Regions from separate parts of the Homo sapiens genome. Here region 2 is linked to region 1. A link is a loop called in an ENCODE intact Hi-C map of the cell type or tissue named here. Cell type or tissue: B cell. All regions are shown on one strand. Each heading gives the region's core, and the rest is flanking DNA. Links, peaks and the distances in the headings are about the cores only. Region 1 has its middle 16 kb from the start of ARRDC2. Region 2 holds the start of LOC124904653 (a long non-coding RNA gene).

Evidence for each region. Hi-C counts contacts between places; a loop is a spot of excess contacts. Peaks named below come from ENCODE experiments on the same cell type or tissue, not always from the same donor. Only the 100,000 strongest peaks of a DNase experiment are listed, where the experiment ranks them.
Region 2: it touches region 1 in a loop (4-fold over the local background); 2 of 110 quality-filtered maps call a loop at or near these places.

What each region holds. Positions count from the first base shown.
Region 1 is chr19:18,016,356-18,031,645 of GRCh38, reverse strand. It overlaps the pseudogene CSP3. Among named protein-coding and RNA genes, the nearest start is that of ARRDC2, 16 kb to the right of the region's middle. RefSeq lists enhancers at 8,909-9,458, 9,933-9,982. In B cell, for the core only: no CTCF peak of the experiment used is centred there; DNase peaks (open chromatin) are centred at 7,625, 8,995, 9,155 and 10,185; H3K4me3 peaks cover 2,352 bases; H3K27ac peaks cover 4,069 bases.
Region 2 is chr19:18,283,566-18,298,855 of GRCh38, reverse strand. It overlaps LOC124904653 (a long non-coding RNA gene), which reads left to right and starts at 6,013. Exons shown (of 2, transcript XR_007067155.1): 1 at 6,013-6,284; 2 at 6,969-8,266. LOC124904652 (a long non-coding RNA gene) reads right to left here. Exons shown (of 2, transcript XR_007067154.1): 2 at 12,923-13,395. It also overlaps the pseudogene RPL39P38. RefSeq lists silencers at 4,032-4,111, 3,971-4,153, 5,238-5,440, 6,395-6,564, 7,015-7,444 and 1 more, enhancers at 4,390-5,029, 5,585-5,664, 5,030-5,668, 5,669-6,308, 6,309-6,947 and 2 more and cis regulatory regions at 5,074-7,629, 8,209-8,577. In B cell, for the core only: no CTCF peak of the experiment used is centred there; DNase peaks (open chromatin) are centred at 4,115, 6,595, 7,085, 8,265 and 2 weaker places; H3K4me3 peaks cover 3,188 bases; H3K27ac peaks cover 5,516 bases.

The sequences.
Region 1 (15,290 bases), core at 2,684-10,683:
TCCTGAGTTGAGTGTGTTCCAGATGTAGTCTCATAACTTCTCATCTGACACATCTTTGCCAACTTCCTTCTGCAGCTGTGTTAGCCAGACAAGCACTTCCTGATTTGCCAGTCCATGGAGAGGCCCTGCCAGCCCGTTCATGGCTGCTGCAAAGGACAGGTAAGGGTCTGAAAGGCCACTGCCCACCAAGTGGCTGGTATGGGCACTTACATTGCCGCCCTCATGGTCACTGTGGATAGTGAGGTACAGGTGCATGAGCTCAGGGAACTGATGATCAGTATAGCCTAACATGTTGGTGAAACTGTGAGACCAGTCCAGGTTAGAGTCAATGGCCCCAATACCACTGCCTTCTCCATAGAGATTTCGGTAGATCTTTGCTGCGACACAAGGTAGCTTTGTGATTAGATCCACAGAGTCTTCATAAATCAACTCCCAGTACTTGGTTCGGCTGATACCCCGTGCATATGCTTGGGCAAAGTTACTTTCACTGTTGAGGGCTGTAACAGCTGCACTGAGCTGAGACATGGGGTGTAGATTGGTGGGAAAGTTGTCCAGCATGGTGACCACATGGGAAGGCAGAGCTGCCCTCTTTGCCCACTCTTTTGAGAGCCAAGATACCTGTTCCTCTGTTGGGATACATCCAGTTACCAGCAGCCAAAATAAGCCCTCAGGCAGGGGTTCTTCCCCACCCTTAGCCTTGGGTAGCAGTTTCTGGCATTCAGGGATACTAAAGCCTCAGAAACGGATGCCCTCATCAGGATCAAGAACTGATGTTTCATAGACCAATCCCTTCATGCCTCTCATGCCACCATACATCATGTCCACAGTGATTTGGCCCACCACCTTCTTGCCATGTTGCTGCCTGAAGGTCTTAATTCTGGCCTGCTCCTTAGGTATGAGGTCAGCCAATATGTCTTTCAAATTCATGGAGGAAGCACTGGCATGCTGGGCTGCAAGAACAAGACAAGATGCATTCTTGGTTCCCAAGAGCCGGGCGGCCGCAGTAAGTAAAGCCATGGCGGGCGATCTCCGGGATCTGGTGGGGAGGTAAGAAGGGGAGAGAGCTGCGGCAGGAACAGGAGCCGCCGCCACTGCACCAGAGGCCGCGCCGACAGGTTGACAAGGTTGAAAGGACTGCTTTGAGGATTAAGTTTCAAACATATGAACTTTGGGGGACCATTCAAACCATAGCATCAATGAATAATTTTTTTTTAGTATAAGTATATCCCAAATGTTGCATGGGATATACTTACAGTAAAACCAAATTCAATATTGATCTGAACTTCACATTTAGCTGAGTAGCCTATATTTTATCTGGCAACCTGGCTTCACCATCATGCCCATTTTACAGATGAGGTGGCAGAGGCCCAGAAAGGTTAAGTAATGTGCCTGAGGCAGCACAGCCAGGGACAAGCAGAAGGAGAATCTAACCAGGATCATGGGTCCCACAGCCTTCAGGGGACTCATTCCCCACCCTGGCTAGAGGTGGCCGCAGGAGAGAAGCCCAGCTTGCCAGGACCTCAGTACCCTGTAAACACCTGGAGAGGTGCCAATCCTACCCGCCATCTGGACTTGGGTATCTGGAAGTGGGGCTGACTCATCCCCTGTAAACAGCCAGTCTCCTGTCACTGTAAACAGCTGGCATCTAGAGACGCTGTCACAGTGCCCAACTCACAGTGTGACATCCATGACCCGATACTTTGCCATCAGCCTGTCACTCGATACTTAGTAAACAGTATCCTGAGAGTGGACAGTAGTTGGTGGTTACCGCGGTGCCGTGGGCCCCAAGGCAGGGTTGGACTTAAACCCAGGTTCTGACACCTGATTAGCCATCAGAGCTTGCTGTGTTCTGATACTTTGTGAAAAAAGACTAATCCTGATACTTGCTATCTGTCAATGATGAAACCCTGTTAGCCATAAACCTGTCCTCATATTTTATCAGCTGGTAACTTTAAACAAAGTTCTGATACTCTGTAAACACAAATCATGACACTTATGACCCATCAGGGGTTGGTAAACTTCAGCTTTAACCATGACCCCAAAACAGTATTCAATTTTTTTTCCGTTTTTTTTTTTTTTTTTTTTTTTGAGACAGAGTCTCACTCTGTCGCCCAGGCTGGAATGCAGCAGCGTAATCTCGGCTCACTGCAACCTCTGCCTCCCAGGTTCAAGCTAATCTCCCACCTCAGCCTCCCGAGTAGCTGGGACCACACCCAGATAATTACTGTATTTTTAGTAGAGACAGGGTTTCACCATGTTGGCCAGGCTGGTCTAGAACTCCTGGTCTCAAGTGATCCGCCTGCCCCAGCCTCCCAAAGTGCTGCTGGGATTATAGGTGTGAGCCACCGCTCCTGGCTCCTTTTTTTTTTTTTTTTTTTGAGATGGGTTTCACTCTTATCCCCCAGGCTGGAATGCAGTGCCTTCATCTCGGTTCACTGCAACCTCCACCTCCTGGGTTCAAGCGATTCTCCTGCCTCACCCTCCCGAGTAGCTGGGATTATAGGCGCCTGCCACCACGCCCAGCTAGTTTGGGTTTTTTTTTTTTTTTACTTTCTTTCTTGTATTTTCAGTGGAGACAGGGTTTCACCATGTTGGCCAGGATGGTCTCCATGACCGGCCCTGGCTCCCTCCTTTTTTTTAGAGACAAGATCTCTCTCAGTCACCCAAGCTAGAATGCAGTGGCGGGATCATAGCTCACTGCAGCTTCGAACTCCCAGGCTTAAGTGATCCTCCCACCTCAGCCTACTGAATAGCTGAGACTACAGGCATCCCAGCTAATTTTTAAAACTTTTTGTAAGGATGGAGGAGGGGGTCTCCCTATGTTGCCCAGGCTGGTCTTGAACTCCTGGCCTCAAACGGTCCTCTCACTTCAGCTTCCCCAAGCACTGGGATTACAGGCAAGAACCACCATACCTGGCCTACATTTTAAAATGACTGAAAAACTACCAGAGGAAGACTATTTGATGACATGTGAAAATTACATGAAATTCACACTTGAGTGTCCATGAACAAAGTTTTCCTGGGATACAGCCATGCTCACTTATTTGTGTATATGAATGCTTTCAAACAGCCGCAGCGTAGAGTAATTGCAAAAGAGACTGTGTAGCCGGCAAAGCTTCAAATATTTCCTATCTGGCCCTTTATAGAAAATGTTTGCCTATTCCTGATCTAAGCTCTTGGGCAGTCACTGTTCTTTATATTGAATTTAATACTCTGTTAATAGTCAATGGTCCACAGTGGTCACATGCAATGCAAACTGTGAGTCTTTTTACTCTGTAAAAGTCATATCCTAGACCGGGCATGGTGGCTCACGCCTGTAATCCCAGCACTTTGGGAGGCCAAGGTCGGGACTTTGAGACCAGCCTGATCAACATGGAGAAACCCCATCTCTATTAAAAATAAATACAAAATTAGATGGGTGTGGTGGCACATGCCTGTAATCCCAGCTACTAGGGAGGCTGAGACAGGAGAATCACTTGAACCCAGGAGGCGGAGGTTGCAGTGAGCTGAGATCGTGCCATTGCACTCCAGCCTGGGCAACAAGAGCGAAACTCCGTCTCAAAAAACAAAACAACAAACAAAAAAAGTCATATCCTAATGGGCGTGGCGGCTCATGCCTGTAATCCAACACGTTGGGAGGCAGAGTGGGGAGGAATCGTTTGAGTCCAGGAGTTCGAGACCAGGCTGGTCAACATGGTGAGACCTGTCTCTACAAAAAATTAAAAAAAAAAAAACTTAGCCAGGTGTGGTGCTGTGTGCCTGTAGTCCCAGCTACTCAGGAGACTGAGGTAGGAGGATCGCATGAGCCCAGAGGTCGAGGCTGCGTGAGCCATGACTGTACCACTGCACTCCAACTTGGGCGACAGAGTGAGACCTCATCTCTATAAAAAATAAATAAATTAGCTGAGTGTGGTAGTGTGCGTAGTCCCAGCTACTCGGGAGGCTAAGGTGGGAGGATCGCTTGAGCCCGGAGGTTGAGGCTGCAGTGAACCATGATTGCACCACTGTACTCCAGCCTGGGTGAAAGAGCCAGACACAGTCTCTTAACAACAACAATAAAAGTCGTATTCAGCCTGATGTTCTGACAAGATTAATGCAATGAACATTTGGTTTCTGACAGCAGTTAGTGTGTCCTGGGACTGTGTCAATGGTCAATACTGGGAAACATAACCAAGATGAGACCCAAAGAGTGACTGAGAATTAGACAAAGGAAAAATGATCTTGCCACACTCAGGCTGGACTGTGACTGCTGAGCTGAGGAGCTGGACTTTCTCCTGAGGGTAATAGGGAGCCACGGAGGGTGTGTGAGCAGAGGAGGGACATGCTCAACCTGGACACAGGGACGGGATTGCTTCTGACCTTGGATATCCCTTCCATGCAATGGGCTGAGGTGGCCAAAATAAAGACCTTTCCAGGCCTGGGGTCTGAAAGGAAAGGGCACTTGAAGTTGCGATGTTAGGACTTCGTGGGAGAAGCCAGTGTGCAAATAACTGAGCAGGGACTTCTGTTCCTCCCCTGCCAAGCAGGCTCCAGGGGCTGCTCACACAGTGTGATCTGGGGCCAGGAGGCTAGGGATGAGGCCAGAAGACTCCTCTTTAGGAGTCCAGGACCAGTGGGTCAAGGTCTTACTCTGAGCTTCATTAATCCATCATACACTAATTGAGCAGCTACTGAGGGAGGGCCCTTGTCTTCCACCTCCCCATTCCTGGCTCTCTGCATCTTGTGCAGGCACTCTCATTTAGCATACTGCATTTATTTTTATATTATTTATTTATTTTAGAGATAGGGTCCCATTCTGCTGGAGTGCAGTGGTGCAATCACGGCTCACTGCAGCCTCAACCTCCTGGGCTCAAACAATCCTCCCACCTCAGTCTCCCCAGTAGCTAGGACTACAGGTGTGTGCCACCATGCCTGGCTAATTTTTTTTATTTTTATTTTTAGTAGAGATGGGGCTTCACCATGTTGCTCAGGCTGGTCTCAAAGTCCTGGCCTCAAGGGATCCTCCCATCTCAGCCTCCCAAAGTGCTTTATACAGGCATGAGCCACCACACCCAGCCAGTAAATTTATTGAGCACCTACTGCATGCTATGACCCGCCCTCTTGGAGCTCCCAGTACCGAGGGGAGGTGGAAGACAGGCCGTGAACCTGTCAATACATTGTAATCACAAACTGTGAGAAAGGCAAAGCAAGGAATTGGAAGGAACTGAGAGGGAGAATAGGGCAGCTTTTGTGAAAGAGGTGAAAGGAGCCAAGCACAGTGGTTCACACCTGTAATCCTAGCACTTTGGGAGGCTGAGGTGGGTGGATCACTGGAGGTCAGGAGTTCAAGACCAGCCTGGCCAACATGTTGAAACCCCGTCTCTACTAAAAACACAAAAATTAGGCTGGGCGCGGTGGCTCACGCCTGTAATCCCAGCACTTTGGGAGACCGAGGCGGGCAGATCACGAGGTCAGGAGATTGAGACCATCCTGGCTAACACGGTGAAACCCTGTCTCTACAAAAAAATACAAAAAATTAGCCGGGTGTGGTGGCGGGTGCCTGTAGTCCCAGCTACTCGGGAGGCTGAGGCCGGACAATGGCGTGAACCCGGGAGGCGGAGCTTGCAGTGAGCCGAGATTGTGCCACTGCACTCCAGCCTGGGCGACAGAGCAGCACTCCAGCCTGGGCGACAGAGCAACACTCCGTCTCGGGAAAAAAAAAAAAAACACCACCACAAAAATTAGCTGGCTGTGGTGGCACATGCCTGTAGTCCCAGCTACTTGGGGAGGCTGAGGCAGGAGAATTGCTTGAACCTGGGAGGCAGACGCTGCAGTGAGCCAAGATCACGCCACTGCACTCCAGCCTGCAAGACTCTTGTCAAAAAATTAAAACAAAAAAACAAGAAACAAGAAGAGGTGGAAAGGTCTCTAAGGAGTGGATGCTTAAACTGACATCTTCAGGAAGAGAACGTGCAGGCTTTGTAATGAGCGAGAGGAAGAGCTATCTGGGCAGAAAGAACAACACGTAGAAAGGCCCTGAGGTGCCGGGCGTGGTGGCTCACACCTGTAATCCCAGCACTTTGGGAGGCCGAGGCGGGCAGATCACCTGAGGTCAGGAGTTCGAGACCAGCCTGACCAACATGGAGAACAACCATCTCTACTAAAAATACAAAATTAGCCGGGAGTGGTGGCGCATGCCTGTAATCCTAGCTACTTGGGAGGCTGAGGCAGGAGAATCGCTTGAACCCTGGAGGCAGAGGTTGTGGTGAGCCAAGATTGTGCCATTGCACTCCAGCCTGGGCAACAAGAGCAAAACTCTGTCTCAAAAAAAAGAAAAAAAAAATAAAAGGCCCTGAGGTGACAATGAACCTGTTGTAGACCAGGCATGGTGGCTCACTCCTATAATCCCAGTACTTTGGGAAGCCGAGGCAGGAGGATCTCATTTTGAGATCAGCCCTGGAAACATAGGGAAACCTATGTTTCTCTACAAAAATAAAAATAATAAAAAAAATAAAATTACAGGCATGGTGGCTCACGCCTGTAATCCCAGCACTTTGGGAAACTGAGGCAGGATGATCACTCCAAGAGTTTGAGACCAGCCTGGCCAACATGGTGAAACCCCGTCTCTACCAAAAATATAAAAAATTGGCCAGATGTGGTGGTGCATGCCTGTAATCCCAGCTACTCTGGAGGCTGAGGCAGGAGAATCACTTGAACCTGGGAGGCAGAGGTTGCAGGGAGCCGAGATCTTGCCACTGCACTCCAGCCTGGGTGACAGAGTGAGACTCCATCTCAAAAAAAAAAAAAAAAGTTAGCCGGGCATGGTGGCTTGTGTCTGTGGTCCCAGATGGTTGGGAGGCTGAAGGAGGAGGACCACTTGAGCTTGGGAGGTCGAGGCTGCAGTGAGATATGATTGTACCACTGCACTCCAGTCTGGGCAATAGAGTGAGACTGTCTCAAAAAAAAAAAAGTGGCCACTGCTCATGTCTGTAATCTCAGTGCTTTTGGAGCCTGAGACAGGCCGATCGCTTGAGTTCAGGAGTTGGAGACCAGCCTGGGCAACGTAGTAAGATTCCATGTCTACAAAAAATACAAAAATTAGCTGGGTGTGGTGGTGTGTGTCTGTTGTCCCAGCTACTCAGGAGGATGAGGTGGAAGGATAGCTTGAGCCTAGGAGGTCGAGACCACAGTGGGCTAACAGGGCACCACTGCACTCCAGCCTGGACAACACAGCAATACCCTGTCTCAAAATAAATAAATAAATAAAGCCAACATCAGCAGCTGAATCAGGGCTGACCTGGGGTTTCGGAGGCCTTAGGGCCACGATACAGGCTCTGCCGGCCCAAGTCAGTCCCAGCACACACCAGTCACCTCTGCTGACGGACACACAGACTTAACACTTAGACCCAGACTCAAAAGTGCCCCAACCAACCCACTGTCTGCTTCCCACACTGGCTGAGATCCATAGCTCCACATGCGAGCACAGGTAACGGTTGTGTGTGTACATGCCTCTGGGCAATGCCACGTGCGGCCCGACACACACACACACACACACACATATGCACACGCAGGCGGATCCACCTATATTCCAGGCCGCCTGCAAACACGCAAACACACACATGCCTGCCCACACTGCCCCAGCACGCGCACGTCACGCGGAGACTCAGGAAGCACAGCTGGGGGCTCCCATGAGAGCCGGTTTCCTGTTTTCAAAGAGGCTGGGAACTGCTAACGGCATGTTCCAGACGAGCCTACCCCTCACCCACTGCCTCAGCACCCCCATGCTGCCCCACAGACGCTGCACCCACTCTGTGCCCAGTCCTGACACTGACGTACAGTGAAGTCAAGCTCCAGATGAGGAAACTGAGGCTCAGAGGGGTGCTGTCGTTTGCCCACGGTCACACAGGGAGGAAGAGGTGGTCCCAGAGCCCAGACCCGAAGCTCCATGCTGCCTCCCTCCTAAGCACCATGGCCAGGGTCTGGGGGTGGGGGTTCACAGATGGGGACACGCCCTCTCCTGCCTGGACTGTGGCCTGGGCCTGGTCCCTCCTGGGTCACAGGCTTCAGGGGCCACCCCTATAAAGCCCCAGGCTCTTCTGCCTTATGTACCCAATCTTTTCTATTCACCACCCCCTGCCCATCCTGCCTGTTTTGTGTCCCCAAAAGAAAGCGCTGGCTCTCAGCCCCGGTTCAAGGCTTCACGTGGCCTGGTTCACCTGTATCACAAACATTAATGGACAACTGCTGGCCACCAACAAAGCAAACCCGGTCCTGCCCTTAGGGGGCTTGTAGGTGGGAGAATTGAGCACAGAGACAAATAAACACATTTAAACCGGGCACGGTGGCTCACGTCTGTAATCCCAGCACTTTGGGAGGCTGAGGCGGGCAGCTCACTTGAGGTCAGGAGTTCAAGACCAGCGTGGCCAACATGGTGAAACCCCGTCTCTATTAAAATACAAAAATTAGCCGGGCGTGGTGGCAGGCACCTTTAATCCCAGCTACTCAGGAGGCTGAGGCAGAAGAATCACTTGAACCTGGGAGGCGGAGGATGCAGTGAGCCAAGATCGTGCCACTGCACTCTAGCCTGGGCAATAGAGTGAGACTCCATCTAAAAAAATAAATAAATAGTCACGCGCAGTGGCTCACGCCTGTAATCCCAGCACTTTGGGAGGCCAAGGCGGGTGGATCACCTGAGGTCAGGAGTTCAAGATCAGCTTGGCCAACATGGTGAAACCCCGTCTCTACTAAAAATACAAAAAATTAGGTGGGCGTGGTGGCGTGCGCCTGTAATCCCAGCTACTCAGGAGACTGAGACAGGAGAATCGCTTGAACCCGGGAGGCGGAGGTTGCAGTGAGCCAAGATTGCGCCACTGCACTCCAGCCTGGGCAACAAGAGCAAAACTCCGTCTCAATAAACAAATAAACACATTTGCAGATGCCTCTCTATGCTCCAGCCCCATGGGGCCACTGGGGTGGCTGAGGACACGCCTAGCTCCCACCTGCCTGCTGTGGTTGCACAGGCTGTTCCCTCTGCTTGAAATGCCTTTCCCTAGTTCCTCTTCATCCATCAAAGCCCCAGCTCCAATGTCCTCTCTTTCTGCAAGGCCTCTCAGGACCCTCCAGCCTTCAGCCTTCCCTCTGGTTCCACCCTGACTCCACAGGGATCTGAGGTTGTGTGAGTCCTGCTCTGATCTTCACCAGTGTCCTTGGGACTCTGATCCACTGCCATCATCATGCGTCCAAGATGGTTTTCCTTACTTCTAGGCCTTCTTCCAGGGAGTCTCCAAACTCGTAGCATGATTGGCTCAGGCAGGATCACGTGCCCAGCCCTGACCCAATCCCTGTGCCTGTGATAACAAAAGGCTCCAATTGGCCAAGTGTGGTCACATGACCACACAGGAAACCAGGAAGTGGATCTGGGTCTCAGAAAGTGGGGCAGGGAGCCGGGCACTGTGGCTCACGCCTGTAATCCCAGCACTTTGGCAGGCCGAGGTGGGCAGATCACCTGAGGTCAGGAGTTTGAGACCAGCCTGGCCAACATGGTGAAACCCCATCTCTACTAAAAATACAAAAATTACCTGGGCATAGGGACAGGCGCCGGTAATCCCAGCTACTTGGGAGGCTGAGGCAGGAGGCGGAGATTGCAGTCAGCTGAGATCATGCCACTGCATTCCAGCCTGACGGACAGAGTGAGACCCTGTCTCCAAAAAAAAAAAAAAAAAAAAGGGCAGGGCAGGTAGACATTCCTCCAGACCCCTGTGTTAAGGACTTAGGGATCCCCTTGCCTGTACCATCTTGGCTGGTGGGCCTTGGCGAAGTCACTTGTTCCCTGTGTCTCAGTTTCCCCACTTGTCAATCAGGCCCAGCAGGGTTGAAGTGTTGGAGCACAGGGGGATCCATCCCCTCTCTGATCATTCTTGGGCTGAGTCCTTTTTACCCCGCACCCACGCCCTCATCTTTTATTGTTGTTTTCTGTGGATCCTCCCAGATCGGGCCGCGCAGTCCACCCAGCCCAGCGTGGCAGGCACTGATGGCCACCGGCTGAGTCACCATTTCCTCCTGGCCCCTTGCCCGGGCCCAGTGCTTTCTGGGGACTTTCCTGAACATCAAAAACAAGGTGGGGGGTGGGGGGGTGACTCCCGGGTGAGGGAAGCTAGGGCAGACACGCGTGTGTTTGGATAGGTTTGTGCATACCCTGGCGTGGGTTCAAAGCCCATGTCTGGGCCCCACCTGTAGGATCCAGGCCATAACCGCATCCTCCTAGGAGTTGGGGTACTCCACATGTGAGCACCTGGTGAACACTCTGTGCCCGGCTGCTTGTGCCCGAGTTCACTGGCTGGTGTTTCTATGTTGCTGACAGGCTTATGTGTGTGCGTGTGTGTTTGCACGTGTGTGTGTACATCATGACTGCCCTGTGCCTGGAGCCCAGCGACAGAGAGGCCCAGCCCCTCGCTCAAAAGGTGCATCTGAACTCCAGCCGCCCCTGCCCCTCAATGCACCCAGCTCCTCGCTCAGAAAGGTGGATCTGGTGGAGATAACTCCCTGGGCCAAGGCAGGGGGGCTTGGGAAATCCTGCTGCATTAGGGTGCAGGGGTGGCGGAGGCAGGGTGAGGCAGAGGTGGGGTGGTCAGAACTGTGGATCCACATGGATGAGCCTGGGCGGGCTGAGCTTTGGGAGGAATAGATGTCAATTGTAAAAACCTTCACTAAGCCACCTACTGTGTGTTCAGGGTGCTGGGACACAGTGGGGACCTGGTGTAATAGACACCACATCAACAAACAAGTGAATATGTAACCCCAGGGACATGGGGAGGACCAGGAAATTAAATGCACTGGGGCAGCAGGAGGGGAATTTGGGGTGCCCGGGCCTAGGGACAGAGGGGACTTGCTGAGAAGGTGATGTGAGGTCTCAGATGTGCAGGCGGAGGAGGTCTTGGGGAGATCTAGGGAGACAGAGTGCCAGGTGGAAGGTATGGCTGGTGCAAAGGCCCTGAGGTGGGCACGAACTGGCAGAGGGGCTTTGGCTTCATTCAGGAAGGTCTAACCCCACAGCAGGATGGGGAGCCATCAGGAGGTTGTGCTGGTGGGGCCACCAGGACAAGCTGTCCTGTAACTGGAGCTCAGCAGGAATGCGTCCCCCTCCCACCCCCACCCCCACCCCATCTCTGGCGCTCTTTGCTTGGGACAGAATGTGCTGGGAGGAGAGGCTGGCGGTGGCCGCGCCTGGTGGCTGGAGCGGGGAGGCTGGAGGATTCCTGAACAGTGGCCCGGCTGGGCTGGGCTCCCTGCCAGCGTGGGTGGGAAAACAAGCAGCGGGCGCCCTGACTGCTTGTCACCCCTTGTCCCCCAGCTGGCCGGGCCAGGGCAGGAGGCAGAGATGGTGAGAGAGTCAGGGACCCAAAGAGACAGAGAGATGGTAGCCAAGAGAGATAGTGAGAGAATCAGAGGCAGAGGGAGACAGAGACAGGGAGAAAGAGACAGAAGTACAGAGGCAATAAGACTGAGAGACAGAGACAGAGACAGTAAGCAAGACAGATATTGAGAGAGAGACAGAGATGGGAAAGAAAAGATGGTGAGAGTCAGAATGAAACAGACAGAGACACTGAGAGATAGAGACCTAGCATTTGACTCTGCATGGGGGACACGTCTGACTCTAGGAGGTCTTGGGAGCAAGTGCAAGGGATGACACCTCCACCCCCATCAGAATCTTCATCTGAGCTGGGCATGGTGGCTCACGCCTGTAATCCCAGCACTTTGGGAGGCCAAGATGGGCAGATCACCTGAGGTCAGAAGTTCAAGACCAGCCTGGGCAACATGGTGAAACCCTGTCTCTACTAAAAATACAAAAATTAGCTGGGCGTGGTGATGGGTGCCTGTAATCCCAGCTAGTCAGGAGGCCAAGGCATGAGAATTGCTTGAACTCGGGTGGCAGAGTTTGCAGTGAGCCGAGATCGAGGCTTTCCACTCCAGCTTGGACAATGCTGTCTCAAAAAAAAAAAGAAAAGAAAAAAAAAAGAAAAAGGCCGGGCGTGGTGGCTCATGCCTGTAATCTCAGCACTTTGGGAGGCCGAGGTGGGCAGATCACGAGGTCAGGAGATCGAGACCATCCTGGCGAACACTGTGAAACCCCGTCTCTACTAAAAATACAAAAAAAAAATTAGCCAGGCGTAGTGGTGGGCGCCCGTAGTCCCAGCTACTTGGGAGGCTGAGGCAGGAGAATGGCATGAACCCGGGGGGCGGAGCTTGCAGTGAGCAGAGATCAACCCACTGCACTCCAGCCTGGGCAACAGAGTGAGACTCTGTCTCAAAAAAAAAAAAAAAAAGAGGAGTCTTCATCCACATCAAAGTAGGCAGAGCAGTGGTCCCCCAGTCACTTAGTCAACCACCCTCATGCCTGCTGCATGCTGGGGCGGGGGTCAGAGCCTGGATCTGGCCCTGCCCACAGAGGGTCAGACAAACAAATGAACATCTAAGTAGTAATTTCAGAGCGTGATGAGGGCTAGGAAGACTACAGAACAGAGAGATAGGAGAGGGAGTGATGGAGGGGGTGGCAACTTTGGCCAGGAGGTTGGAGTGGCTCTGAAAAAGTGAGGCCAGGGGGTAAAGAGAAACCACCAATGGGGGAAGAGCCTTTTCGCAGGGGGAATAGTATATGAGAAGTCCCCAAGGTAAAAATCAGCTTGGAGGGCCGGGCGCGGTGGCTCAAACCTGTAATCCCAGCACTTTGGGAGGCCGAGGCAGGTGGATCATTTGAGGTCAGGTGTTCAAGACCAGCCTGGCCAGTATGGTGAAACCCTGTCTTTATTAAAAATACAAAAATTAGCTGAGCATGGTGGTGGGCACCTGTAGTCGCAGCTACTTGGGAGGCTGAGGCAGAATCACTTGAACCTGGGAGGCGGAGATTGCAGTGAGCCGAGATCGAGCCACTGCACTCCAGCCTGGGCAACAGAGTGAGGCTCTGTCTAAAAGATAAAAATAATAAAAATAAAAATCAGCTTGGAGTGTTTGAGTAGCAGACGGGGAGGGAGGGGGAGCTGGAGGGAGAGGTGGGCAGGGGGTCTTACGGGCCTGGAGAGGGTTGGGGTTTTTGTTATTTCGTTATTTTTTATTTATTTATTTATTTTTGAGACAGAGTGTCACTCTGTCGCCCAGGCTGGAGTGCGGTGGCTCAATCTCCACTTACTCACTGCAAGCTCCGCCTCCCGGGCTCACACCGTTCTCTTGCCTCAGCCTCCGGAGTAGCTGGGACTACAGGTGCCCGCCACCACGCCCGGAGAACTTTTTGTATTTTTAGTGGAGATGGGGTTTCACTGTGTTAGCCAGGATGGTCTTGATCTCCTGACCTCGTGATCCACCCGCCTTGGCCTCCCAAAGTGCTGGGATTACTGTGCCCGGCCTGCTGTTGTTGTTGTTATTATTATTATTATTATTGGAGAAAAATTCTTGCCACGTCACCCAGGCTGGAGTACAGTGGTTTGATCATCGCTCACTGCAGGCTAGACCTCCTGGGCCAAGTGATTCTCCCACCTCAGCCTCCTGAGTAGCTGGGACCATAGGCACATGCCACCAGGCCCAGCTAATGTTTACATTTTTTTTTTTGTAGAGATGGGGTCTCGCTCTGTTGCCCAGGCTGGTCTCAAACTCCTGGCCTTACGTGATCCTCCCACCTCAGCCTCTCAAAGTGCTGGATCACAGGCGTGAGCCACCGCGCCCGGCCTCATTTCATGTTTGATAGAAGTTGACCACCTGCCTTTGGGCTCCCTAGGCCCCTCCCCATGTTCAGGAAGTTTCCTGAATTGGGACTATCTGGGCCAGCTTAATCCTGGTTGTTGATCATCTGAACCGGAAAGTTCTCCTTCTGTCAGGATCAAGTTCCCCATAGTTGCAGACTCAGGAGTCCTGAGGACACGGGGCGTCTTGTCCTCCCACCCCCGCTGGGTGGAATCTTTTTGTCGCACTGTACCCACATCCCTTGCTGGAATAAATACCTTAGACTCTCCTCTGTTTGGGAACATGGATCTGGAAACTGATATGTCTTGCACACCCCGCATGACAAATAACTCATTTCCTACTGAGACTGTCAGTTCGGCTTCTAGTGACTGTGCTGTGGGAATGCTTCCTCTCTGCTGGCCCCAGGGACCTCCCATGTATGGCATGCTCCAAGCTTGATGCCAGGTCAAAGGAGGTCTTGGTAGACCTTAGAACCAGGGGTAGCAGGAAAGGAGGGCTCACCCTCAGGCCAGAGGAAGGACGTGATTGAGGACTGTGGTAGGGTGTGGGGATGGGCTGTCTCCCAGAGTCTCAGATGACAAAACAGGCTCAGACGCAAGGTGACCTGCCTGCAGTCACACAGAGAGCCAAGCCCTACCTAACCCAGATCTCCTCATGTCCAGCCCCTGGGTCCCCCAGTCCTCATCCCTGGCTCCTAGCCCTGACAATGGCCATTCCAGCCTCCAGCCTGCCAGTTAATTTCTGCTGCCTTGGGCAGGCTGGCTGGGACAGCCTGGGCTATCAGACTAGGGTTTCTTTTTGTTTTTGTTTTTGTTTTTTTGAGACAGTCTTGCTCTGTCACCCAGGCTGGAGTGCAGTGGCACGATCTCGGCTCACTGCAATCTCCACCTCCTGGGTTCACACCATTCTCCTGCCTCAGCCTCCCGAGTAGCTGGGACTACAGGCACACGCCACCACGCCCGGCTAATTTTTTTCTATTTGTAGTAGAGACGGGGTTTTACCGTATTAGCCAGGATGGTCTTGGTCTCCTGACCTCGTGATCCACCCACCTCAGCCTCCCAAAGTGCTGGAATTACAGGCTTGAGCCACCGCGCCCGGCCCAGACTAGGGTTTCAATAGGGCCTTGCCCAACCTTGGAGGGGCACGAGGGCTTAGGTGAGACAGGCAGAGCTTCAGCAGGAGCTTGAGGGGCACAGTATCATGTGGCCTGAGGGCGGCATGGACTCTGGAGTCTAAGAGGCAGTGTTTATATATTTTTTTGAGACAGGATCTCACTCTGTCGCCAAGGCTAGAGTGCAGTGGTGCGATCATAGCTCGCTGCAGCCGCGATTTCCCAGGCTCAGGTGATCCTCCTAACCTCATCCCCCTGAGTAGCTAGAACTAGAGGTCCACACTGCCACACCTGGTTAATTTTTTATATATTTTTTTTTTTGTAGAGTCGGGATCTTGCTATGTTGCCCAGGCTGGTCTCAAACTCCTAGGCTCAAGCGATTCTCCTGCTTTGGCCTCCCAAAGTGCTGGGATTTACAGGTGTGAGCCACTGTGCCTGGCCCAAGGGGCAGTTTTGAGTGCTGGCCGTC
Region 2 (15,290 bases), core at 2,495-10,494, 270 kb before region 1:
AAGGGTAAGGGTACCGGGCAAGGGCTGGCACACTGTAGATGTGAGGGCCTCCCTGGCCCTCTGTTTTCCCTTAGAGAGGATGAGTCAACCTAGAGACACCTTCAGAGAACCAACCTCCCTGAACCACTTAAGAAGCAGTTTTGTTTTGTTTGTAATGACTAAATTCCCTACTTTATTCAGATTTCCTTCGTTTTTACCTAATGTACTGTACTTAACAAAAAAAACTGAGGTGGTTGGGTGCGGTGGCTCACGCCTATAATCCCAGCACTTTGGGAGGCCGAGGCCGGCGGATCACCTGCAGTCAGGAGTTCGAGACCAGACCAGCCTGACCAACATGGAGAAACCCCGTCTCTATTAAAAATACAAAATTAGCCAGGTGTGGTGGCACATACCTGTAATCTCAGCTACTCAGGAGTCTGAGGAAGAAGAATTGCTTGAACCCAGGAGGCAGAGGTTGCAGTGAGCGGAGATCGCACGATTGCACTCCAGCCTGGGCAAAAAGAGTGAAACTCTGTCTCCAAAAAAAAAAAAAAAAAAAAATTGAGGTGCCTGGCATGGTGGTGGCTCACGCCTATAATCCCAGAACTTTGGGAGGCCAAGGCAGGAGGATCGCTTGAATCCAGGAAAGTGGATTCGAGAGCAGCCTAGGCAACATAGTGAAACCTCATCTCTACAAAAAATAAACAAAATTGGCCTGGCATGGTGGCGTGGCCCCTGTAAGTACCAGCTGCTCAGGAGGCTGAGGTGGGAGGATTGGTTGAGCCCTGGAGACCAGGCTGCAGTGAACCAAGATTGAACCACTGCACGGTTTGACCTCTGCCTGAACGACAGAGGAAGACCTTGTCTCTAAAAAATAAATTGAAGGCCAGGCGCGGTGGCTCATGGGAGCCATGACTTTGGGAGGCTGAGGTGGGCATATGGCTTGAGGCCAGGAGTTCAAGACCAGCCTGGTGAAACCACGTCTCTACTAAAATACAAAAATCAGCTGGTTGTGGTGGTGCACACCTGTAATCTCAGCTACTTGGGAGGCTGAGGCAGGAGAACTGCTTGATCCCAGGAGGCGGAGGTTGCAGTGAGCCAAGATCATGCCACTGCACTCCAGCCTGGGCAAGAGAGTGAAACCCTGTCTCAAAAAATTAAAATAAAGTAAGGCAGGAGTCACATAACATAAAATGAACCACTTTAAAGTGTATAATTCAGGGGCATTTAATACACACACACTGTTGTGCAACCATCGCCTCTAATTCTAGAACATGTTCATCCCTTCCAAAGGAGACCTGGTCCCCATCAGCAGTTACTCCCCATTCCCTTCCCCCAAGCCCCTGGCAACCAGGAAGCTGCTTCCTGTCTCTGTGGATTTGCCTGTCCTGGACATTTCATATCAATGGAATCTCACACTGTGTGGCCTTTCATGCCTGGCTTCTCTCACTCAGCATCGTGTTTTCGAGTTTTGTGCACGTGGTAGCACAGACTAGTGCTTCATGCCTTTTTTTTTGGAGATGGAGTCTTAAGTCTTATGCTGTCACCCATGCTGGAGTGCAATGGTGCGATCTCAGCTCACTGCAACCTCTGCCTCCCGGGTCAAGCGATTCTCCTGCCTCAGCCTTCTGAGTAGCTGGGACTACAGATGTGTGCCACCACACCCAGCTAATTTTTGTATTTTTAGTAGAGACGGGGTTTCACTATGTTGGCCAGGCTGGTCTTGAACTCCCGACCTCATGATCTGCCCGCCTCGGCCTCCCAAAGTGCTGGGATTACAGGCATGAGCCACTGTGCCCGGCCTGCTTCATGCCTTTTTGTGGCTGCATCATATTCCATTGTGTGGGTGGACCACATTTTGTTGATCCTTCATCAGCTGATGGACATTTGGGCTGTTTCCAAGGAAGGGAGTTTACTGAGTGTTTAATCTGCAGTGGGCACAGGTCTAAGGGCTTCCTCCCAACCCCTGCCCCAGTTATGAGGTCATCCTGCTAGCACCATGTCCATTTACCCATTTCGTAGTTGGAGATATGAAGGCACAAATAGGTCCCTGAAAGAACCACAGGTCAGCTCTTTGGCCTTTATACTCTGGGGATGGGGATAGAGGCAGACATTAAGGAAGGCAAGAATTAAATATGGTAAACCCAGAGCACTTTGGGAGGCCAAGGTGGGCAGATCACCTGAGGTCAGGAGTTCAAGACCAGCCTGGCCAACATGGTGAAACCCCGTTTCTACTAAAAATACAAAAATTAGCAGGGTGTGGTGCCGTGTGCCTGTAATCCCAGCTACTCGGGACGCTGAGGCAGGTGAATCGCTTGAACCCGGGAGATGGAGGGGGCAGTGAGCTGTGACTGCGTCACTGCACTCCATCCTGGGCAACAGAGTGAGACTCCATCTCAAAAAAAAAAAGAGAGAGAGAGAGAAAGAAAGAAAGAAAGCCAGCCAAGAATTAAATATGATCAATTCCAGGTGAGTGAGTCTCCCAGACAGTGGGAACAGCATGTGCAAAGACCCCGAGGTGGGAATACATAGCTGTACCCAAGGGAAAGCTGGCATGGAACAAGTGAGTGGGGAGAAGAAGAGGGGAATAGACGGCAGCTGCTGGGGGGCCTGGGGATATGGGGAAGGATCTAAGATGGACTCAGATGGGAAAACAGAGAGATTGAGAGATGCAGGAAGAGAGAGGGAGCAAGACTAGGAGAACAAGGAAGAGATAGGGCCTCAGCATCTCAAGGCCTGGCTCCAAGTAGCCAAGGAGGCCTTGTCCTCACCCAAGTCCCTGCACCCCAGACTGCTGATACCCTGCCTGCATCGACAGTGGCAACCACCATGTGCCCAGAAGGATGTCAGTACACGGTAAGTGCTCCAAAAATGTTGAGTGAATGGATGAACACAGGAATGGATGGATGGGTGGGTGTGTGGTAAGTGGATGGGTGGCTGGATGAATAGGTGGATTGGTGGATGGAAGGGTGGATGGTGGACGGATGGGTGGATGGTGGATAGGTGGATGGGTGGATGGATGGGTGGATGGATGGGTGGGTGGGTAGATAGGTGGATGGGTGGATGGTGGATGGATGGGTGGATGAGTGGATGGTGGATGGATGGATTGGTGGGTAGATAGGTGGATGGATGGATGGATGGTGGATGGGTAGATGGTAGATGGATGAGTGGATGGTGGATGGATGGTGGATGGGTAGATGGTAGATGGATGAGTGGATGGTGGATGGATGGTGGATGGGTAGATGGTAGGTGGATGGTGGATGGATGGTGGATGGGTAGATGGTGGATGGATGGGTGGATGGTGAATGGGTGGATGGTGGATACATGGGTGGGTGGGTAGATAGGTGGATGGGTGGATGGATGGGTGGATGGGTGGGTGAGTGGATGGTGGATGGATGGGTCAGTGGGTAGACAGGTGGATGGATGGCTGGTGGATGGTTAGGTGGTGGATGGGTGGACGGTGGACGGATGGTGGATGGGTGGATGGTGAATGGGTGGATGGTGGATGCATGGGTGGGTGGGTAGATGGATGGATGGTGGGTAGATGGATGGATGGTGGATGGGCAGATGGTGGATGGGTAGATGGTGCATGGATGGATGGCCGCTGGGTGGAGGAATGGATGGATGGATGAATGGGTAGATGGTGGATGGATGGGTGGATGATGGACTGATTGGTGGATGATGGATGGGGGATGAGTGGATGGTGGATGGGTGGATAGATGGACAGGTGGGTGGATGGATGGTAGATGGGCAGATGGTAGATGGATGGGTGGATGGTGGATGGATGGGGGATGAGTGGATGGTGGATGAGTGGATGGATGGGTGAGTAGGTAGATGGGCGGATGGCTGATAGAGGGAGGAAGACCTGACACTGAGGTCCGCTCCATGAGAAGCAGCGTCTCCCACCTTCCAGCAGATGACTGAGTGGTGTCTGGTGGAGGAACTTGTCCAGTCCTTCCCGAGGTCTCACCCACCCCTCTGCAGCCTCAGAAGACACCCCCAGGGTGGAGGCTGGAAAGTTGGGGCTGGACAGGGTGCTATGAGCGTAGGCCAAGCAGAGGCGTGCCGGCCGGGTACCAGATGCTGCTACCTGCCTCTGCCGCTGAGTCAGCATCACCATGGCAACTGGCCCTGCCGGATGCTTCTCTGGGCACATCCCCGTCACTGCAGCCACCACCGTCACAGCCGCCTCCTCACAGGGGGCAGGGGGAGCAGCTATTTTTACACAGTTTGTGTGCAGCACTCAGGGGCCAGGGTGCTCACCTTCCCTACACCCCCTCCCCTGTTAGTGTCAGCCCCACCATCTCCTGAAGGGGGCTTGGGAGGATGTTGTCACCTGGGGTGGGCATTGTGAGAACAGATGAGGGACATGTACAAGGGCTGAGTGGCTGGACTGCAGGAGAGAAGAGAGCCAGGGGCGATGATGGGGAAGACTGGCCACAGCAGGGAGCCACAGAGGGTGTGGGGAGGCCAGAGGGGCACTGACGGAGGGCACAACAGGGGTCCCTGTGACCCTGGGCAACCTCCACATCCCCAAAGCCTCCCCTGCTGCTTCTGGAGCATGCATAATGGTAGGAAAAGTGAGGCAGGGAGAGCAGTCACAGGCTCCACCTGGGCTGGCCAAGGACTCAAGCCACCCCCCACCCTCCCTGCTTAGGATCTGGAGGCCCCTGTAATCCTCCATCTCTCCTCACCCTGCGCCACGCCTCCTCCTGGATGTTCCCTTAACACACCTCAAATTCAGCCCGGGTACAGTGGCTTACGCCTGTAATCCCAACACTTTAGGAGGCTGAGGCGGACGAATCACGAGATCAAGAGGTGGAGACCATCCTGGCCAATATGGTGAAACCCTGTCTACTAAAAATACAAAATTAGCTGGGCATCGTGGCGCACGCCTGTAATTCCAGCTACTCGGGAGGCTGAGGCAGAAGAATCGCGTGAACCTGGTAGGTGGAGGTTGCAGTGAGCTGAGATCGCACCACTGTACTCCAGCCTGGGGGACAGAGGGAGACTCCTCTCAAAAAACAAACAAACAAATACCTCAAATTCCTCCCCAGGGCCTTTGCACGTGCTACTCCAGCTTTCAGGAACACCCTTCCCTGGGGCATCCTCATGGTGGCCCTGCTGCTGGTATCATGGATCCTCTGGCCCCCCCCACCCCACACTCCCTCCGCCTGCTGTCATTTGCTTTCTCACCACCTGACTTTATATCATTCACTTCTTTCAGTTGTTCCCGTCCCAAGAATGAGGGGCCACTGAGTCACCTCACAGCACATAGCCCACACTTCGCTTCGCTGGGCTCCTCTCTGATGTTTTCAGGGACAGGGCGGGGACTTGGGTTGACCGATGGCTCCAAAGGCAGGCATGACCTTCCTTTCAGGCCACAAGGCCCTATCAGAAGTCAGCAGTCAGTGCGTGAGCCAGGCCTGGAGGCTAACACCAGGGCCAGGAGTTATTCCACCACAGGTTCCTCCAGGAAGCCGCCTCCTACCGGGAGCCTGCCTGGGTGCCTCCAGGCCACACCCGGAGCTCCACCTCCCTTACCTGGTTGTCTCTCTGTCTCTGTCTTGCTCCTAGATTTTTTTCCAGCCTCCCTCTCCCGCTGTCTCTCCTTCCAACTCATTTTTTTTTCTCTTGGTTTATTTCCAAGCCACGATATTGCTTTTCTCTTCCGCTATCTCGAAGCTCTGGCCCTCCAATCAGGAGGCCCGATTTAGTACAGCCTCACCCAGAACGTTGGGGCCGTTCCTTTGGCCTCGATATACCCACTCAATAAATGGGCTTGTCCTAGAGCTTAAGGCCTGCCCCTGGGGGGGAGGAAATTCCGGTGGCGGACACCCTTCCCCATCCCCGGTTCAGGGCCCCGGCGGGGAAGGGGTTAACCACGCGCCGTCCCTTCCCCCCAGCTCTGCATTTAATTAGCAGTCCGGTGGGGCGGCCTCGCTGGGCGGGCGGGGGAAAGGGAGAGAGGGGGTGGAGAGGAGATCGGGGGAGACGGGAGGGAGAAGGGGATAAGGAAGAGGGGAGGGGAAGCTGAAGCAGGAAGGGGAGGGAGAGGAGGGGAGTGAGCGACGGGAGGAGAGGAGGGGGCTGGAGAACCAGCCCGGAATTCACAGACAGCCTCGCAGGTGTCCCCGCTCCAGCCTCTTTCTTGGGGTGCAGTCCCCTCCCACACCCCCTTTTCAAGGCCGAACCCAGCGCCCACACTAAATGTCAACTCTCCCCATTATCCGGTTGAGGAAACTGAGGCCATGCAGAGGTGGTGATGTGCCAAGTCGCAGCTCGGGGCAAACGTTTATTCGCAGGTATTTGCGCAATGGAAAACAAGCCCAAACCAGCTCCAGGTCGTCCGGCGACCTGGAGGAGCTGGGAGGGGGCGGTAGTGTGGGACGCGGGCTAGCGGGCTTAGCACCAGCCAGGCCACGGCCGTTCCCGTGCCTCAATTTCCCTCTCTGCACAGAGCCCAGTAAATTGCTTGCAGGGCCGACCGCCCCCGCCCCCATCCCCGCGGCCTCCAGCGCCGCGTGGGGTGGGGGCCGGGCGGCCGAAGCGTCCGCGTCTACGCGGCACCACTTCGCCCTGACGTTGGCGCTGACGCCACCCGCCAGCTCGCGGCGGGGTCCGGCAGCCCCGGGAAGTTAACTCTTCCACTGCCGCCGACAGCTCCGAGACCTCTCCCCCCGGATCCTTTCTCCCCCCCTCCCATTAGGGGAGGGGCCACACGCTGAGGACCCCGCAGCTAGGCGAGGCAGGAGGCCTCCACCAGCCTCCAGGCCTCTGCCCGCGCCGTTCCCTCCGCCTGGAATGCGCCTCCCGCCCCAACCCAACCCTGTGTTTACTGCGACTTCCCTCCCTTCGGCCTGGCCCTGACCCCTCCGGGGCAGGGCGTGTCCGTGTCTGGCTGCTAGTACCGGCCCGGGGTGGGGTCCTCTCTCCCCAACAACTCGCTGTTTCCAACTCAATGTCTTTCCCCCCATTTTTCATTCGAGAACCATCGAAGACCAGGAAACTTACGGACGTCACCTGGCCAGGGACTGAGCAGCGCCTGCCCAGCTCCTAGGGCTCCCCGCCCCCACCCCTGTACGCGGAGATGCCGTCTCCCGGCGGCGGAGAGGACCCCGCAGGCCCCGCCCTTCCCCAGGGGAAGTGAGAATAGGGTGCCCACCCCCGCATTCTCGCCACTTCCTCCCCGGGAGAGCGAGAGGCGAGGAGCAGGGGGGAGGCGGGAGGCGGGAGGAAGGGGATGCGGGGGCAGCGGGAGGCGGGAAGGCGTGGGGTCTCTCCACTATTGCCCCTGCTGTAGCGCTTAAGGGCCCCATGTGCACGGCCTTTGATACCACTCAGACAACTTTGGGGTCCCCCAAAGTTGCTCCTTCCTTGGGGTCCTTTCTGAATCAACGCGGACCCTGCCGGTGCCTCCCCATCCCCGCAGCCTGGGGCAGCGGCCTCTTCACCCCCTGCCGCCTGCCTTGCCTCCAGTTCCATCTACTCCCCATCTGGGGCCCAGATCCCTTCCGCTGGCTGGGGGCCAGGTCCAGCGCCCCGTCTGCACCAGTCCGGACCCCTAAGCTCGCTCCAGGAACCCCCAGTCTTGGTGCAGAAATGCAGCCCACGATGTGCAGGGCCAACTGGCTTCGAATCTGCCTTCCACATACTGAAGCCTTTCTTGGCTGACAGCCTCAGTTTGTCCATCCGAAAAAAGGGGACAAAGCATATCTAGATGGCTCACGCCTGTAATCCCAGCACTCTGGGAGGCCGAGGCGGACGGATTACTTGAGGTCAGGAGTTCCAGACCAGCCTGGCCAACATGGTGAAATCCCGTCTCTACAAAAATACAAAAATTAGCCGGGCGTGGTGGCGCACGCCTGTAATCCCAGCTACTCAGGAGGCTGAGGCAGGAGAATCACTTGAACCCAGGAGGTGGAGGCTGCAGTGAGCCGAGATAGTGCCATTGCACTCCAGCCTGGGCGACAGAGCAAGACTGTGTCTTAAAAAAAAAAAAAAAGAATACCTGGAGAATGGGTTTCCCATCTTGGCAGCATGAATACTTCCACTCATTCATTAATTCACTCATCCATTCATTATTCTACGAACTCATCCATTATGCTACTTATTGCATTCATTCCTTTACTCATTCACTCATTCATTGATTCACACACCACAGACAGCCAGGGAGGGCGGCGGGCCACAGGGGCCCACATCTCAGTGTGGACAGACGTCAGGGGCCCACAGGACCGTGGGTGGGGACAGCCCCAAGGCTGCAAATAAACGTTTGCCCAGAGCTGCATCCTGGCATGTCACCAAACCAAACCGAAGCCTCCCCAGAGAGGCCCCTGTGGGGTCCCCTGCCCAAGAGGCAGCTGCCTGCCACCTCCCCCACCCCTCCCCATTCAGGCACCACCCTGCCCTCAGTCTGTCAGCGGGGAAATGGCTCAGTACCTGGAAAAGCCACGAGTATGTGGTCGGATGCAGGCAAAACCCACACATCATGGTGGGGGGGGGCACCTACAATAATGGGTTGCATGTTAACAGATCAACACACATTCATCAAGCACCTACTGTGTGCTGGGACCCACGGGACTGGAGCATCTGCCAAGTGGGTCCCTGTGGCCCCTCCTGCCCTTCTGCTTGGGGCTTCCCTGCCTTTGATAAGACTCAGACATTCGAAGTCCAGCCCCAGCCCTGAGTGTTCCTGAGGTGGGAATGCCTGACTTTGCTCTCATTTCATAGTTTTTTGGTTTCCTTCTATTTATAGCAAGAGAAACTGGTTTTCCATTCTTGGTGGTGACATGAAGGTTCCCTTTTAAAATGTATTTACTGAAGTAAAAACAGAAAAGGGGGCCAACTTAAAGGAAAATCGTGAGACCAACCTACAGCATGCTTCTCTAAAATGACCTTGCTTCCAGTCCCCCAGAACATCACCTCTGGGCGGTGAGAACCCACCTGCCCAGCACACAGCGGGCACTCAATAGAGCATGGTCGTCGGGCGCAGTGGCTCATGCCTATAATCCCAGAACTTTTGGAGGTTGAGGCAGGCGGATCACTTGAGGTGAGGAGTTCAAGACCAGCCTGGTCAACATGGAGAAACCCCATCTCTACTAAAAATACAAAAATTAGTTGGTGTGGTGGCATGTGCCTGTAATCCCAGCTACTCTGGTGGCTGAGGCACTAGAATTGCTTGAACCTGGGAGGCAGAGATTGCAGTGAGCTGAGAACGTGCCACTGCACACCAGCCTCAGAGACAGAGTGACACTTTGTCTCCAAAAAAAAAAAAAAAAAAAAAAGCATGGTTGAATCGATGAATGATGGTATGTGAGTTTGGCCCAAAACAACCAAGAAACAAAAAACCAAACCAGCTTTTTTTTTTTTTGAGACAGGGTCTCGCTCTGTTGCCCAGGCTGGAGTGCAGTGGCACGATCTCAGCTCACTGCAATCTCTGCCTCCCAGGTTCAAGCGATTCTCCTGCCTCAGCCTCCTGAGTAGCTGGGATTACAGGCATGCGCCACCACACCCGGCTAATTTTTCTATTTTTAGTAGAGATGGGGTTTCACCATGTTGGCCAGGCTGGTCTCGATCTCCTCACCTTGTGATCCGCCCGCCTCAGCCTCCCAACCAGCTAATTTTTCTATCTTTTTGTAGAGATGGGTTCTTGCTATGTTGCCCAGGCTGCTCTTGAACTTCTGGGCTCAGGAGATCCTCCTGTCTCTGCCTCTCAAAGAGCTGGGATTATAAGCATGAGCCACCCTGCTCAGACTACAAACCAATTTATCTTTTTTTTTTTTTTTTTTTTTTTTTTGAGACAGAGTCTCACTCTGTCACCCAGGCTGGAGTTCAGTGGTGCGATCTTGGCTCACTGCAAGCTCCGCCTCCCGGGTTCACACCATTCTCCTGCCTCAGCCTCCCCAGTAGCTGGGACTACAGGTACCTGCCCACCACGCCTGGCTAATTTTTTTTTTGTATTTTTAGTAGAGACAGGTTTTCACCGTGTTAGCCAGGATGGTCTCGATCTCCTGACCTCATGATCCGCCCGCCTCAGACTCCCAAAGTGCTGGGATTGCAGGCATGAGTTACGGTGCCTGGCCTCTTTTTTTTTTTTTTTTTTTGGAGACGGGGGTATCGTCATGTTATGTTGGCCAGGTTGGTCTTGAATGCTTGGCCTCAAGCAGTCCTCCTGCCTCGGCCTCCCAAAGTGCTAGGATTGCAGGGGTGAGCCATTTTGCCTGGCCCAAACCAATTTCTGAAGTTGGTCTAAAGAAAGCAAATTCACTACCTTCTGATCCCCAAACCCTCTGGTTCTCCAGTATCTACCTGTGAAACGGCCTAACCCAGGCCTGGGCATACAGGAAGTGCACATTAAATGCATGCTGGATAAGTGCAGGGGTCCTGTCTGTCCTAGGGTGGGGTAGGAGGGTAAGTGGTATGGGAAGTTCTTTTCTCCTTGTGCTATAATAAGAGGCTTTGGAGACTGATTCTAGATGGTCAGTCAATCAACAAACACTTGACTGAACCATTCTTCTAGGCCTGCCCAGTTAGTAAAAATGGTCATAAAGCTGGCAGAGCCAGGTTCAATCTGGTTCCATCAATGCTGAAGGGGGGCTGTGCCTCAGTTTCCTCATCTGTAAAATGGTTTTATGAGGCAGGAGGGATCCGGTGCCAGTCCAGAGGGCAGGGCCTGGGTCCCCTCCGAGAGGCTGGGCAGACACCTGCGCTGGACTGGGGACAGACTGCGGTTCCTGCTCCTGGAGAGGGCGGAAGCCTGGCAGGAGGGGAACAGAGAGGCCTCAGCCTTCTCGGGTAACTTGATCCTCAGGAATGTGCGGGCCAGACAGCGCCCCCAGCCCGAGTCTGGCGCCCCACTCCCGACCGCCCTGCGGGGGTCCGGCAGTCGGGGCACTTTCCCTGCAAGTCCCGCCTCTGCGAGCCTAAGGGTCCTAAGCGCTGGATTAGGGTCCTCACAAGCCCCACCTCCCCGCTGTGGGGTCGTGAGTGCCTGGCTCCACCTCACCCCTTCGGCTGCCTGCTTAACTCGGTTTTCTTTGGGGCTTTCCGATTTATCAACGTGATTTTTGGTTTCTGGGTGTTCAAATAAAGACTAAAAATTAAACTGCAGCCTCAACTTACCCGGGCCCAAGCGATTCTCCCACCTCACCCTCCCAAGTAGCTGGGACCACAGGCGTGTACCACCATGCCCAGCGAACTTTTTTATTTTTGTAGAGAAGAGGTCTCACTAGATTGCTCAGGCTGGTCTCAAACTCCTGGGCTCAAGCGACCCTCCCTCCTTGGCCTCCCAAAGTGCTGGGATTACTGCCCTGAGCCACTGTGCCCGGCCTGCAGGTTGCTTTAAACAATAAATCTCTGCGCTGGGGAAGGACTACAGCCGCAGCGATTCAAACCCCGGCGGCTGCGGGGCGTCAGGTTCGGCTTCTGCTTGGAGGGCAGGGTTCTCTCTGGCCTGGCCTGTACGACTCTGGGCACGTCGCGCGCCCCCTCCAGACACTGCCCTGAGAAGTGGGATAACGTCCCTCACCACTCGTGGAGCTGCTGCTGAGATAAAGGTGAAAATGCAGAGTCCCGGACCAAGCCCTAGTGTTGCCCCAACCTCATCTGCAACTTTCATTGCCTTGGGGGTAAATCCCTCCTGAGCAGAGGTGGAGGCTTCGGCACTCCCCTTCTCTTCCTTTGGCACTCACTGGCTTCCCAATCCAGTCCCACCTGCCTCCCCACCTTCTAGAAATGTGTCCAACTGGTTCCTGCCCCGGGGCCTTTGAACTGGCTGTTCCTATTACCGGAACCCTCTGATCCCCCAATAATTGGCAATTAAGTCCAGCTTGTCTGTCACTTGGTGTTACATCCTGGGCCACCCCTCCCAGATTACCCAAACTCTAAAATATCAGCCCCCTCCACTACCATCTATGGCGGGGACACCATTGATTCTCCTGAAAACTGCGCCGGTCTGGCTCTCCCTTGGTGTGGGGACCTACAAAGGTGCAGATGTTGGTCTTGTTCATGTGTGCCCTTTCCCCTGGCTTACAGTAGGGGCTCAATCAGTGTATGTGGATTGAATGAATGAAAGTTCTCTCTAGTTCATTGTATGGGACTAGCTGATGGCGTTAGAGACACCCTCCGCCCCATATGTCCAAAGTGGCTTCAGATCTGCCCCGGAGGAACCCCCACTCTGGGAAAACAGAGCTGGACCAACAGCTGCTGTGGTGTCAGGGCTGGGATAAATGGAAGGACAGGAATGGGGTGTCCCAGAGGGCTCTCTGGCTGGGAGGAGGAAGGAGAGGGTAGGAAAGGGCATTGAGGTGGAGCAACAGAAAATGCGAAGAGAAAGAAAAAGGGAGGCCAGGCGCAGTGACTCAAGCCTGTAATCCCAGCACTTTGGGAGGCTGAGGCGGGCAGATCATGAGGTCAGGCTCAAGGCCAGCCTGACCAACATCGTGAAACCCCGTCTCTACTAAAAATACAAAAAATTAGCCGGGCGTGTTGGCACATGCCTGTAATCCCAGCTATTTAGGGAGGCTGAGGCAGGAGAATCGCTTGAACCCAGGAGGGGAAGGTTGCAGTGAGCCAAGATCAAGCCACTGCACTCCAGCCTGGGCGACAGAGCGAGACTCCATCTCAAAAAAAAGAAGAAAGGAGCCCTTGGGGGTGGCAAAGGCAGCTTCCCACACTTAGGGGCCAGGAGAGGCCTTCCCCATCCAGTCCTGAAGACCTCCCCTCCCCTTCTATGGAGGAGACAGAACAAGACACAGATAAGGGACAGACAGGTCTTAGCCAGATGGAGAGGATTGACGACGGTCCTAGGGGACATGGTCAGGAAGGGTTTCTTGGAGAAGGTGGTGGGTTTTGAAGGATGAGTAGGAGTTCGCCAAGAGTGTAAGGGTATTCCAAGCTGAGAGAACTCAAAACCAAAGAACTGCAGTTACATTTGGGCAAATAATACAATCATAGAAAGCATTTATTGACCCCTTACTATTTGTTTTTTCTTTCTTTTTTTTTTTTTTTTGAGTTGGAGTCTCACTCTGTTGCCCAGGCTGGAGTGCAGTGGCGCGATCTCGGCTCACTGCAACCTCCTCCTCCTGGGTTCAAGTGATTCTCCTGCCTCAGCCTCCCAAGTAGCTGGGACTAAAGGCGTGCGCCACCACACCGGGAGAATTTTTGTATTTTTAGTAGAGACAAGGTTTCACTATGTTGGCCAGGCTGGTCTCGAACGCCTGACCTCGTGATCCACCTGCCTCAGCCTCCCAAAGTGCTGAGATTACAGGCGTGCGCCACCACACCCAGCCTGACCCCTTACTATTTCTTCAAATCCAATAAAAATCGCAATGCTTTTCCTTTCTGCACCATCGTGGTGTGTTCTTGACTCCACTTCTCGCCATATCTTCCTACAAGACTTTCAGGATTAAGCGATTCCTGGACAAGAAACAAAAGCAAAATCGTCCCATTCCCCAGTGGATTTGGATGAAAACTGGAAATAAAATCAGGTACAACTCCAAAAGGACACTGGAGAAGAACCAAGCTGGGTCTATAAGGAATTGCACATGAGATGGCACACATATTTATGCTGTCTGAAGGTCACGATCACGTTAGCATATCAAACTGAAAGTGTCACCACTATCTGGAGAGTTCGACGTGTTTTCCTCTCTGAATCTGTTATGAACGTGTGGGTTGGCTGGGTTCAGTAATAAATATGTGAGGCCTTTCATTTCAAAAAAAAAAATCGCGATACTCCACAAAGTAGGTAGGTTTATTTGCTCAATTTTCATGAAGGAAAAGCTGAGGCTCAGAGAGGTTGACAGGCCTCTGTATCTCACCTGCCTGCCTGCAGGAAAGTGCTCCACTCAGCTCAGGCTGTCTCAGCCTACCATTCACCAGACCATCTCCCCAGCTGCCAAGGCTGAGGCCCAAGTTCAGGGCAGGGCCTCTGTAGGCCGCCCACTCACCTCCTGCCTCAGGGAGAGGCATGACCCCGTCTCCTCCACTCTGGCCCCACTGCACGGGACCCAGAGAGGGGTTCCCAGGGCAGGGCTGGCTACAGGTCTGCGGGCTGGATCTTGTCCCACTAGGGATCTCTTTGTCCAGGATAGAACCTGGGCTAGAGAGCACAGAGACCCATGGATCTGAGTATGTATCTGTGTGTACCTGCGTCTGTCTATACAACACGAATACAGACAGACACAGGTGCACACACAGACACACACTCCAATAGGCAGACAGACACCTTCCTAACCAATCTAGAGACAAAACAAACCCACACCTCCAGTTCCCTGCCCTGGCAATTTGAATCCCAGGCCTGCCAGGCCAGGTCTTTATTATTATTATTATTATTATTATTATTATTATTATTATTATTTTTAAGATGGAGTCTTGCCCTGTTGCCCAGGCTGGAGTGTAGTGGCATGATTTCAGCTCACTGCAACCTCCATCTCCTGGGTTCAAGTGATTCTCCTTTCTCCAGAGCAGCTGGGATTACCGGTGCGCTCCCCATGCCTGGCTAATTTTTGTATTTTTAGTAGAGACAGGGTTTTGCCATATTGGCCAGGCTGGTCTCGAACTCCTGACCTCAGATGACTTGCCCGCCTCAGCCTCCCAAAGTGCTTATTACAGGTGTGAGCCACCTCGCCCAGCCTATTTTTTTTTTCTTCTTTTTTTTTTTTGAGACAGTGTCTCACTCTGTAGCCCAGGCTGGAGTGCAATGGCGCAATCTCGGCTCACTGCAACCTCCACCTCCCGGGTTCAAGCGATTCTCCTGCCTCAGCCTCCCGACTAGCTGGGATTACAGGCACCTGCCACCACACCTGGCTAATTTTTTTTTCTTTTCTTTTTTCTTTTTTTTTTTTGAGACGGAGTCTCGCTCTGTTGCCCAGGCTGGAGTGTAGTGGTGTGATCTCGGCTCACTGCAAGCTCTGCCTCCCGGGTTCATGCCATTCTCCTGCCTCAGCCTCCCGAGTAGCTGGGGACTACAGGCGCCCGCCACCATGCCCGGCTAATTTTTTTTTTTATTTTTCAGTAGAGACAGGGTTTCACCGTGTTAACCAGGATGGTCTTGATCTCCTGACCTCGTGATCAGCCTGCCTTGGCCTCCTAAAGTGCTGGGATGACAGGCGTGAGCCTCTGCGCCCAGCCTAATTTTTATTTTCAATAGAGATGGGGTTTCACCATGATGGTCAGGCTGGTCTCAAACTCCTGACCTCAAATGCCTGCCTCAGACTTCCAAAGTGCTGGGATTACAGGCAGGAGTCACCGCGTGTGGCCGACAGGCCACCTCTCTTGGTGATGAGGACAGCCTCCCTTATGGCCTTCATGCC